Linked DNA regions of Homo sapiens: region 1 is linked to region 2. Evidence: read pairs that join two places in POLR2A ChIA-PET (ENCODE). Cell type or tissue: OCI-LY7. All regions are shown on one strand. Links, peaks and the distances in the headings refer to the core of each region. The heading gives the core; the rest is flanking DNA.

The links. ChIA-PET counts read pairs that join two places held together with the same protein. Peaks named below come from ENCODE experiments on the same cell type or tissue, not always from the same donor. Only the 100,000 strongest peaks of a DNase experiment are listed, where the experiment ranks them.
Region 1: POLR2A ChIA-PET joins it to region 2 with 7 read pairs; 2 of 35 experiments call an interaction of 5 or more read pairs at or near these places.

What each region holds. Positions count from the first base shown.
Region 1 is chr14:35,745,899-35,751,286 of GRCh38, forward strand. It overlaps RALGAPA1 (Ral GTPase activating protein catalytic subunit alpha 1), which reads right to left. Exons shown (of 42, transcript NM_001346249.2): 9 at 4,584-4,792; 10 at 2,687-2,926. Among named protein-coding and RNA genes, the nearest start is that of SNORA101B, 14 kb to the right of the region's middle. In OCI-LY7, for the core only: no CTCF peak of the experiment used is centred there; no DNase peak of the experiment used is centred there.
Region 2 is chr14:35,298,739-35,304,126 of GRCh38, forward strand. All of the region lies in intron 1 of PSMA6 (proteasome 20S subunit alpha 6), which reads left to right. The region is part of intron 9 of PRORP-PSMA6 (PRORP-PSMA6 readthrough); the gene reads left to right. Among named protein-coding and RNA genes, the nearest start is that of PSMA6, 9.1 kb to the left of the region's middle. In OCI-LY7, for the core only: no CTCF peak of the experiment used is centred there; a DNase peak (open chromatin) is centred at 3,193; H3K4me3 peaks cover 2,689 bases; H3K27ac peaks cover 2,944 bases.

The sequences.
Region 1 (5,388 bases), core at 220-5,219, 450 kb after region 2:
ATATTATAGCGAGAACCCCTCTCTACAAAATAACTTTTAAAAATTAGGTAGGCATGGTGGTGTGCACCTGTAGTCCCAGCTACTCAGGAGGCTGAGGCATAGGTATCAGTTGAGCAGTGAGTTGTGATCACACCACTGTACTCCAGCCTGGGAAATGGAGTGAGGCCCTGTTTCAAAAAAACAAAAAGAGGGAAATCCCACATTTGCAACAACATGGATTAATCCAGCAGACATTATTCTAAGTGAAATAAACTAGACACAGAAAGACAACTTACTGTATAATCTCACTTAAATTTGCAATATAAAAAATCAAACTTATAAAAACAGAGTAGAATGGTAGTGACTAAGGGCTGAGCAGCAGGCAAAATGGGAGATGCTGATCAAAATGTACAAAGGTTCAGTTATGTGGGATGAACAGGTTCTGGATATCTAGCATGGTGACTATAGTTAATAATCCCATATTTTACACTTGAAATTTGCTAGAAGATTTTATCATAAGTGTTCTTACCATATGCAAGCAAATGAAATTTTATCTATGTAAGGCCATGATTATGTTAACCAGATTGATTGTAGTAATCATCCGCAATGTACAGGTATATCAAAACATCACAATGTACACCTTAAATATATAGAATTTTTATTTGTCGGGTATACCTCAATAAAGTTGGGAAAACCCCATAAAATTAGAAGTGTTTGATACCAACATACATCCACTAAAGTAATTTCTAAATGACGAACTTCAAGCAGAGGAAAGTGATTCTAAATAGAAGATCTGAAAGGGAAGAAATCATGATAAAATAAAGTGGCAAATATATAACAAATACACACCAACACAAAAAATAGAACTAAATTACTTGATAGTAATATATATGTTGGGGGGAAAATCAGACTAGTAGGGTTCTAAGGTCCTTGTATTGATTAGGAAGAGGGTAAAAAAATAACTTTAGAACTTGAAAAGTGAAGTATACATGTTAAAACTTATACGATAACCACTAAAGGAAAAGGAATGGGGGCTGGGGGGAAAAGATAGAAAAAGACAGAAAGAAAAGACTAATAAAACTGACAAATCTCTGGCAAGAATCATCATTAAAAAAAAGAAAAAAAGAAAGAGAGAAAAACAAACAAGGGATAGGGCCAGGCACAGTGGCTCATGTCTATAATCCCAGCACTTTGGGAGGCCCAAGGCAGGAGGATTGCTTGAGGCCAGGAGTTCAAGACCAGCCTGGACAACAGAGCAAGACCCCACTCTACAAAAAAAATTTAAAAATCACCAGGCAATTAAATACTGCATTTATGGGAATGAAAAGGAGAAACATGACTATAAATGCTTCAGAGGTTAAAAGGATTATAAGAGGATGTGATAAGCTTTGTCAACAAATTTGAAAACAAACACAAGAAGAAATGCCTAGAAAAATAAACTTATTTAAACTGACTCAACAACTGGAAAGCCTGAATAGTTCTACAAGCTTTAAAATTCCCCATGAGTATTCCAACATAATTTGTCAAATGTCTTTCCTTTCCCAATTGTTACATATTCTGTAAACACAAACCTTAAATCTGGCTGGAACCACTGCCAACACTGGACAAAAATGAAAATGAGTTTGTTTCTTTAACTTAGGCTGACAAGGCTAATGCTGTCTCATGCTTTGTTTTACACATCAATAAGTATGTGTGGAGATCAAGATTATTTGCTTTGCCTAGAGAGCTCCCTGGAATGTGAATGCAGTGTGGCACTGAATAAAGAGCACTGACATGGGAACCAGGATGTGGGCATTTTATTTGAAGATCTACCACTTACTTGCTGAGACACCTGAATGATCCCCCTCAGCTGCAAAACTCAATGTTGTTTACCTGTAAAAGTTAAGTGCCTTTGCCATCAAGAGCAAATAGTAGTTTTCATAAGGTTTCTCTTCCACAAAATTTCTACATATTTGAGAACATGCACTTAGGGATTTCCAGCTGTTTCATGTGAAATAGCTTTTTGTTCTTTTATTTTCCCTTTTTTTTTTCTATACTTTCCTTAAGAAATATCTGTCTTAATCAACTTTGACTTCAGAATGCCTTAGAGGACAAAACTAAGCCTTGAGGGTAAAAGCAATAAAAACCTCCCTTCTTATATCATAAACCATTTACTGATGATAGAGTGGAAGATAAAATAATTTTACCATAGTTTATTAATCAAATGATAGAAGAGTTTCAATCTATAATGAGTAATTTAAAAAATTATTCTAGTAACAGGAGTATAAGGGGAAAATAATTATTACGCTAAAAGTATCACAAACTAAAATATATAAAGAATAGAAAATACTAGAGGATTAGATGTAAATTATATAAACTAAGTATAAACTTAGTTTAATAATTACTTAGTTTAAAATTCTTAAACTAAGAATTACTACTAAGAATTACTTAAATTAGTTTAAAAATCTACATGAAGAATATATTTTAAATAGCTAATAATCAGTAATTTCTCTCTCTCGCTCTTTTTTTTTTTTTTTTTAAGAGATGCGGTCTCTCCATGTTGTCCAAAGTGGCCTCAAACTCCTGGGCTCAAGCGATTCTCCCACCTCAGCCTCCTGAACAACTACAACTAAAGGTACACACCACTGTTCCCAGCTAAAAATCAGTATGTTTAATATTAAAGATAAAAGCCTTCCTTATAAATTAAAAATACTGAGAGGTATGTTACCTGACGAAATATCTCTGTCACAAAGTTTACATTACTCCTTTTAGAAGAAAAAACTCTGCGAACTATTTCAATGTCTGTGAGATGTTCTTCATCAATACTACAGAGACTAGATGAGCTAGGTTCTCGCTCCGTGAGAGTGCTTGTATTGGAATGAGACTGTTCGGGTTCTGTAGTTCTGTCTGTTTTATCAGCATTATCATTTTTGCTTTCTTCTCTGGATACTAAACTAGCAGCTGCTCTCTAAAATACAAAAAAAAAAAAAAAAGAGAGAAACAATATCATAATCATTTAACTATGTATTTTGTCTTTTAATAGGTAATACTGACAAAATCCAAAACATTTCCCAAGTAATTTATACCACTGCTTAAACTCCGGGCATAGAGTTTCATTTAAAAGCCATTCTAAATAATTAAGTGGCAATGCAAGTAACTCAACATCTAAGTGACAGATACTCCAAAATGTGTGGTAATTAATCATCTACCCACCTATAGTTATATATTCTTCTCAGTAAGTTTGCAGTTCAAACAAGTTATTAATCAAAGCTGGGTGGATGAATAATGGAATTAGAGACAGCTCAGACCTTCAAGAATAAGTAAATAACTTAACATCAGAATGTTTACCTAATAAAAACTTAATGTTTAAAATTATCTCTATTTTACTGTGGACAAAAATTTAGACAAGTAAAAGTTTCCTAAACAAAACAAAAAACAAAGGAACAAAATTTATGACAGAAGTAGGAACAAAACTAACAGAAAATATTAGAAAACTTGAGAGAAAATTCTATAATTCTAATAATGGAATTTTCACCAAGTCTGAAGATCAAGCCTAACCAGATAGGGAAAAATTAAGTCTTAAGGTGGTGATAAGCAAATTACTATATGGTAAAAGTAGCACTATTCTGTGGTATAAATTACTTTCTGTTAAGTTATTCAATTTTTGGCCTCAGTTTTGTCATCCATAAAATAACAGAGCTTAAATAAATGACCTCAAATATACCTTTCCAACCAAAAACATTTATGATTTTCATCCATTACATTCTAGGATCAGAAAGCAGATAGTTCTGCTTGAGAATTTTCGCACTTAATAGTTCTTAATACAGAAGTTAGAGCAAAGTTTTGGAGGAAGACACACAATACAGTTTGCTAAAGATAAATAAACTAAGAGGAATAAAAGTCAAATTTTCTGAATTCTGATGAACTAAACACACGTTATACCTTTATCCTACTTATAAAAGATTTAAGGTGTTATAGAAAAAACACACATAGTTTAAGATTTTAAAAACTAAGAAAATCTGAGGAGAGGAAAATAAAAGTAGTAAAAATACTGTAATATAGACATGTTTAGAAAAATGTACGAGGGAAAATAGAAGATAAAAAAGAAGTATGAGGGAAAAAAGTAAACTGTTAAATCCAAAACAACAGTTTGAAATATTAGTTCCTCTACTGTATTGCTTTGTAATTTTATATCACATTTCTAGACTTGGCGTCTTTGTTGAAAAAGGGGGGAAGGGGGTGTGAACAGGTCTTTTAATCTGCATTTTGTGAATGCCCCCAAATTAAAAAGGGCCATCAAGGTTCTACCATTTGATCACAGTTCTTTTCACTTGTAAGATTTATCTGTACAATAAAGAATATTTTTAGTATTGTATAATTAAAATACAGAAATAAGAAGCTGAGACTGACATACTAATGAAATTATCTTCTATACTTCCCGTTTCATTTCTTTATTAAGAAACTTATTAATTCTATAATTAAAATTTGCATTTACAAAATATATTTATACAAATAAAATAGCACTATTATTTAAGTGTACGCTCCACCTAAGGCAACTGAACTCAATGGACTAAATCTCAAAAGCCATTTCTAACTTTAACAGGCCTGCCTCATTTGTGCATTACCTGAATATTCTTTGGCAAGACTTCACCTTCCATCCCAGGAATATGAGGTCCTGTATGTGGTTTTGGCTCCAGCCAGAAAGAAACCAGCCAACGAATGACAATAACACGAGCCTTAATGAAAGGCTCCTTTGTACAATAGATTGCTTCATTGGTTTCAGCATCTTTCTTTATCACGACATAATGTGGCTTTGGTCTCATCTGCGGGATGTCTGTGCAAAATAAAAGGAAGATGAAAACCAAAATAAGAAAGAAATTATGTTTAGAAAAAACCTACATTTTTAAATACTTGAGAAAATATTGTTATGCTACTCTGGTTTCAGAAGTAGCTTTAGCACAGAAATGACATTTCAAAATTTGCCAGATGTTTGCATGGAACTCAGAAGAGTGAACCATATATACCAGGATGATATGTGGAAACATGTATTTTTACAAAATATCAAAAAGTTCAGTGAACCTACCTAAGTACAAAGAAGCTTCCAGAACCATTTAAAATAAATAAGAGCTCACACTTCAATTAACCTACCACTGAAACACATAGTTTGAAGTCATACAAAATATGAGGTTTTACCTGAGCCTGTTAGTTGCCTAAACTTGGTATTAGGAACATCTTTCTGGGAAAGAGACAATTTACCTACGGACTACCAATACCTTCTATATATGGCAGAGATATGCTTCTAACCCAGGATTTGTACACAAGGCTCTAGGCTCAAGGTTCCAAGAGATATGTTGGCACAATAATTATTAAAAGTAATTGCAAAAACTGCCATTACTTTTGCACCAATCTATATAAATACTGGATGAAACA
Region 2 (5,388 bases), core at 158-5,157:
TATTATTATTTTGGAGACAGAGTTTCACTCGGTTGCCCAGGCTGGAGTACAGTGGTGCAATCTCAGATCACTATAACTTCCGCCTCCCAGGTTAACTCAATTATCCTGCCTCAGTCTCCTGAGTAGCTGGGATTACAGGCGCGCACCACCATACCTGGCTAATTTTTGCATTTTTAGTACAGACAGAGTTTCACCATGTTGGCCAGGCTGGTCTCAAACTCCTGACCTCAAGTGATCCACCTGCCTCGGCCTCCCGAAGTACTGGTATTATAGGCGTGAGTCACTGCGTCCAGCTATTTATTTTTTGAGACAGGGTCTCACTCTGTCGCCCAGGCTGGAGTGCAGTGGTGTAATCATAGCTCACTGTAGCCTCAAACTCTTGCACTCAAGAAATTCTCCTGCCTCAGCTTCTCAAGTAGCTGGGAGTACAGGTATACACCACCATGCTCAGATAACTTTTTATTTTTAGTAGAGATGACATCTTGGTGTTTCCCAGGCTGGTCTTGAACTCCTGGGCTCAACTGATCCTCCTGCCTCCATTCCCAAAGTGCTGGGATTATAGGTGTGAGCCGCCGCAGTGCCCAGCCTCTTTTTTTTTTTTTGAGATGGAGTCTCACCCTGTCACCCAGACTGGAGTGTAGTGGTGCAATCTCGGCTTGCTGCGACCTCTGTCTCCTGGGTTCAAGCGATTCTCCTGCCTCAGCACCCCAATAGCTGGGATTACAGGCGCCTGCCACCACACCTGGCTAATTTTTGTATTTTTAATAGAGGCAGTGTTTCACTATGTTGGTTAGGCTGGTCTTGAACTCCTGACCTCAAGTGATCCACCCGCCTCGGCCTCCCAAAGTGCTGGGATTACAGGCGTGAGCCACCATGCCCAGCCTCTTTTTTCTTAATTGGCCTTCATATACCATAGGTTGTCCGTATCTGCTCTAAACCATGATACTACTGTTTACCCTGCCAGTGTTTCTTTAAAAGATACTCTTTAGGTGTTGAGTTGTCTAAATTCTTTGCTCTGGCAGTTTCCATTTTTCTGGAAATTATTATAAAACATTTCATGGTGGTAGTGTTAAAATGGGGATTCATTTATACAAGCCTTTACTGAAATTACAGTGCAGCTTGATGAGTACTAAATAGTATAAAAAAGGTATTACAGGAAGTGACTAACTGCCTAGGAGAGCCGGGAAAGGCTTCTCAGAGATGAATTGGCCCAGATGAAGATTAAATAAGGAAATTTGGGGGACCAGTGCATAGATCAGTCAGTGTGAATGCAGTATAGACAGTAACAACTGAAAGAGTAAATTATAGCAATATTTTGAAGGGGCTTGAGTACCATGCTAGAGTTTGGACTTTTTTCCATGTGTTTTGAACAGAGCTAGCAGGGGTCTTTAAGAATGGCGAGGTAATTAAGTAAAATAATAGGAGAGTTGAGTGTAGAAATGGGATTAGAAAGGGACTGATGGTTCACACCTGGAATTCCAACACTTTGGGAGGCTAAGGCAGGAGGATTGCTTGAGGCCAGGAGTTCGAAACTAGCCTGGACAAAATAACAAGACCTTGTCTCTGCAGAATATATAAAATGAAATTAGCCAGGTGTGGTAGTACACACCTGTTGTCCCACATACTCTGGAGGCTGAGGTAGGAGGATTGCTTGAGCCGAAAGTTTCAGGTTGCAGTGAGCTACGATCACACCACTGCACTCCAGCCTAGACAACAGAGTGAGACCTTGTCTCAGAAAAGAAAATAAAAAGGGGACTGGTGGCAGGAAGAACAATTAGAAGAGGTTTGCTCAGTATCAGTAATTCATATAAACCCTAATGAGTGAATTAAGGTAATAAGAGAGAAAGGGTGGAGGGGTCTCTTGAGCTTATTTTTCACATTTTTATTATAGAATACTTTAGACAAATGTAGATAGACTAGTACAGTGACCTTCATGTACCCATCACACAGCTTCATCTGATGTCAATATTTTGTCAGTCTTGTTTTCTCCCTTTCCCACGCACTTTCCCCGCTCTTCTAGAGTACGTTAAAGCAAATCCTAGGTATAAGAATGGACATTTCTTGGGAAAGGGCAGGAGGTTAGAGTCAAGAGTGATAACCCAGGTTTGTAGCTTGAAAAATTGAGTGGTTAGTAATACAATTATGAAATAAGGACTGTAAGAAAAGCAGGTTTATAAAGAGGAAGAGTTTATTTTTAGACATGTCTGTGGCTAATAGGCATAGGTATTTGAAGAAATAGACATTTGTAATTATAAGTCCAGAGCTAGAGATGACAGATTAGTAGTGATTATCTAGGTTATAGCTAAATCTCTGGTTTAGGGTAAAATCATCCAGGGATGGAGAAAATAATAGAATTCTGGGAAATACCAGTATTTCAGGAGCTGGCTGAAGAGATGAAAGCAGTGAAGAAGATTGAGAAGGGAAGTTCAGAGAAGTAGGAGAGGAAGAGTAGGAATGATATTCTTAACAAAGAACTTTAAATTTGGCTGAGCGCAGTGGTTCACACCTATAATCCCAGCACTTTGGGAGGCCGAGGCGGGTGGATCACTTGAGGTCAGGAGTTTGAGACCAGCCTGGCCAACATGGTAAAACCCCGTCTCTACTAAAAATACAGAAAAACTAGCTGGGTGTGGTGGTGTGTGCCTGTAATCCCAGCTACTCAGGAAGCTGAGGCAGGAGAATCGCTTGAACCTGGGAGGCAGAGGTTGCGGCGAGCCAAGATTGCTCCACTGCACACCAGCCTGAGTGACAGAGTGAGACTCCATCTCAAAAAAAAAAAAACTTTAAAATCCAGTTGCTCAGTTACACTAGCCACATTTTATGTGCTCAATAGCCACATATGACTAGTGACTATCATATTGGACATTGCAAATATAGAACATTGCCAGCATCACAGAAATTTCTGTTGGACAGCACTGGTCTATATAAAGAACGAGGGCCCCCTTAATGAATCCTGGCAAATTCACAGGTGCATTCTCTGTTGAGAAGCATTTTTTATATGTAAAATGTTTTTTATTTTGTGAGACAAAAGTTTATGTGGTAGGGAAGATACTCTTTTGTGGCTTTTACCTTTTGCATTATTTAAGCAATAAGCATGTATTCATTTATTTAGTTCAGGGATGACAGACACAAATGCTTACACAGACCAGATAAGTAATGCCAGTGAGTAAAACAGGCTGAGTGAAAGATAACAGGAAATGGTGGGACCTGTGGAAAACTGCAAAACACCTGCTCAGCTTAGGTGATTTTTTTTTTCTTTGTGGCCAGTTGCTATGTGGGATTGAAGATCAAGTGTTACTAGAATTTTTTTTTTTCTAGGAAAAAATCACATCTCTAAAGACCCTCTGCCTGCTTTTGCCATATAAGGTAACATTCACAGGTTCCAGGGACTAGGACATAGATATATTTTGGGGATGCATTTACCAACCTACCAGAGGGTTAATGATTTTATTGGCTCAAAGAACCAGTTTTTGACTTAGCTGGTTTTTCTCTTGTTGTCTGTTACTGTTTCTTGATTTCTGGCCATGTTGTCCAGGCTGGTCTTAAACTTCTGGGCTCAAGCGATCCTCCCCATTCAGCCTCCCAAAGCAGTGGGATTACAAGCATGAGCCATCACACACAGCCAGAATCACTACAAATTTAGTGGTGTTTAAACAACACACACTTATTATGTCATAGTTTCTTTATGTTTTTCATTTGTTTTTCTCTGTTTTCAAAATTTTTTCTATTTTTGGTTTTCAGACATTGGACCATAATGAATCTATATGTGATTTTCTGTTTTCATTTTGCTTGGAGTTTTCTGAGGTTCTTTAATCTGAAATTTTTTTGTCTTTTGCCATATTTTTAACATTTTTAGCCATTATTTCTTCAGATTTTGTTTTCCGATTCTTTGCTCTCCATATAGGACTCCAGTTGTACATATCTTACACATTTTGATGTAGACCCACAGATTCGTTGTTTTTTTCAACTATTTTTTCTGCCTTTTTAAGATTGGATCATTTGATACATTTTCATATTCACTCACTCTTTCCTTTCTCATCTCCATTCTACAGTTACGTCCATTTGGTGAATTTTTAAATTTTACGTATTATATTTTTCAGTTCTACAATTTCCTTTTGCTTCTTTCATTTTTTCTTTGCTGAGATTTCCTATCATTTTTCATTTTGAGAACATTTTCCATCATGTCATTGAGCATAGTTATAATGGTTGTTTTTAATTCTTTGCTAATACAGCAACATCTGGGTCGTCTCAGGATTGTTCTTTTTGAGAATTAAACACAATATTCCTGGTTTTTGTTGTTTGGTTTTGGTTTTGGTTTTTTAGTTTGACTTGATTTGTTTTTTGGTATATTGAGAGTTCCGGATTGTATCCTGGACATTTATGAATGTTATTTTATGAAGACTGTGGATTCTGTTATATTTCTCCAAAGAGTATTGACTTGTTTTGTTCTAATAGGCAGTTAATTTGGTTATTCTCAAGCTACAAAGTCTGTCTCTTGGGTGGCATCTTAAATCTCACTCGGTTTCTTTTATCCTTAACTAGGCCGCTTGGAGTCTGCCTTGTGTGTGTTGTTATGGAATCTGCTAGAGATTTGGGCAGTGTTTATATATAGAAGTTGGGACTCTCACTCTCTAGTGCTCTGGTTTCTCTCCCTTGTTTTCTGGCAGCTATTGTTACCCCAAACTGTTCTCTAGTTCTTCAGGCCAAAAAGACTGAGTTTTCTGTGGGAGTTCAGCCTTTACTGCTCTCAGATTATGAGCCACAAAAATGGGAAACTCAACTCATGCCATTCCTTTCTCCCAACTGTTGACTTCCCCTCTAGAATCTGACTTTGTGGTGTCTTTAGGTAGTTGTTGTTTTGTTTAGAGTTAGTACTTTTTATTTGTGGAGGGCTGATCTGATAGAAGCTTTATTAGCCATATCAGGATCAGAATCAAGAAGCACTTTGAAAGTTGTACAGCTAGTCCTCCATATTCAACCCATATTCATGGGTTCATCATCCATGGATTCAACCAGCTGCAGATCATAAATATTCAGGGAAAAAATTGCTCCTGTACTGAACATGTACAGATTTTTTTCTTGTCATTATTCGCTAAACAATGTAGTATAACAACTATTTAGCATTTACATTGTATTAGCTAGTGTAGTGTAAGCTAGAGATAATTTCTTTCTTTTTTTTTTTTTAAACGGAGTCTCACTCATTGTATTAGCTCGTGTAGTGTAAGCTAGAGATAATTTCTTTCTTTTTTTTTTAGACGGAGTCTCGCTCTGTAGCCCAGGCTGGAGTGTAGTGGTGCAATCTCAGCTCACTGCAACCTCCACCTCCCAGGTTCCAGCGATTTTCCTGCCTCAGCCTCCTGAGTAGCTGGGATTACAGGCACCTGCCAC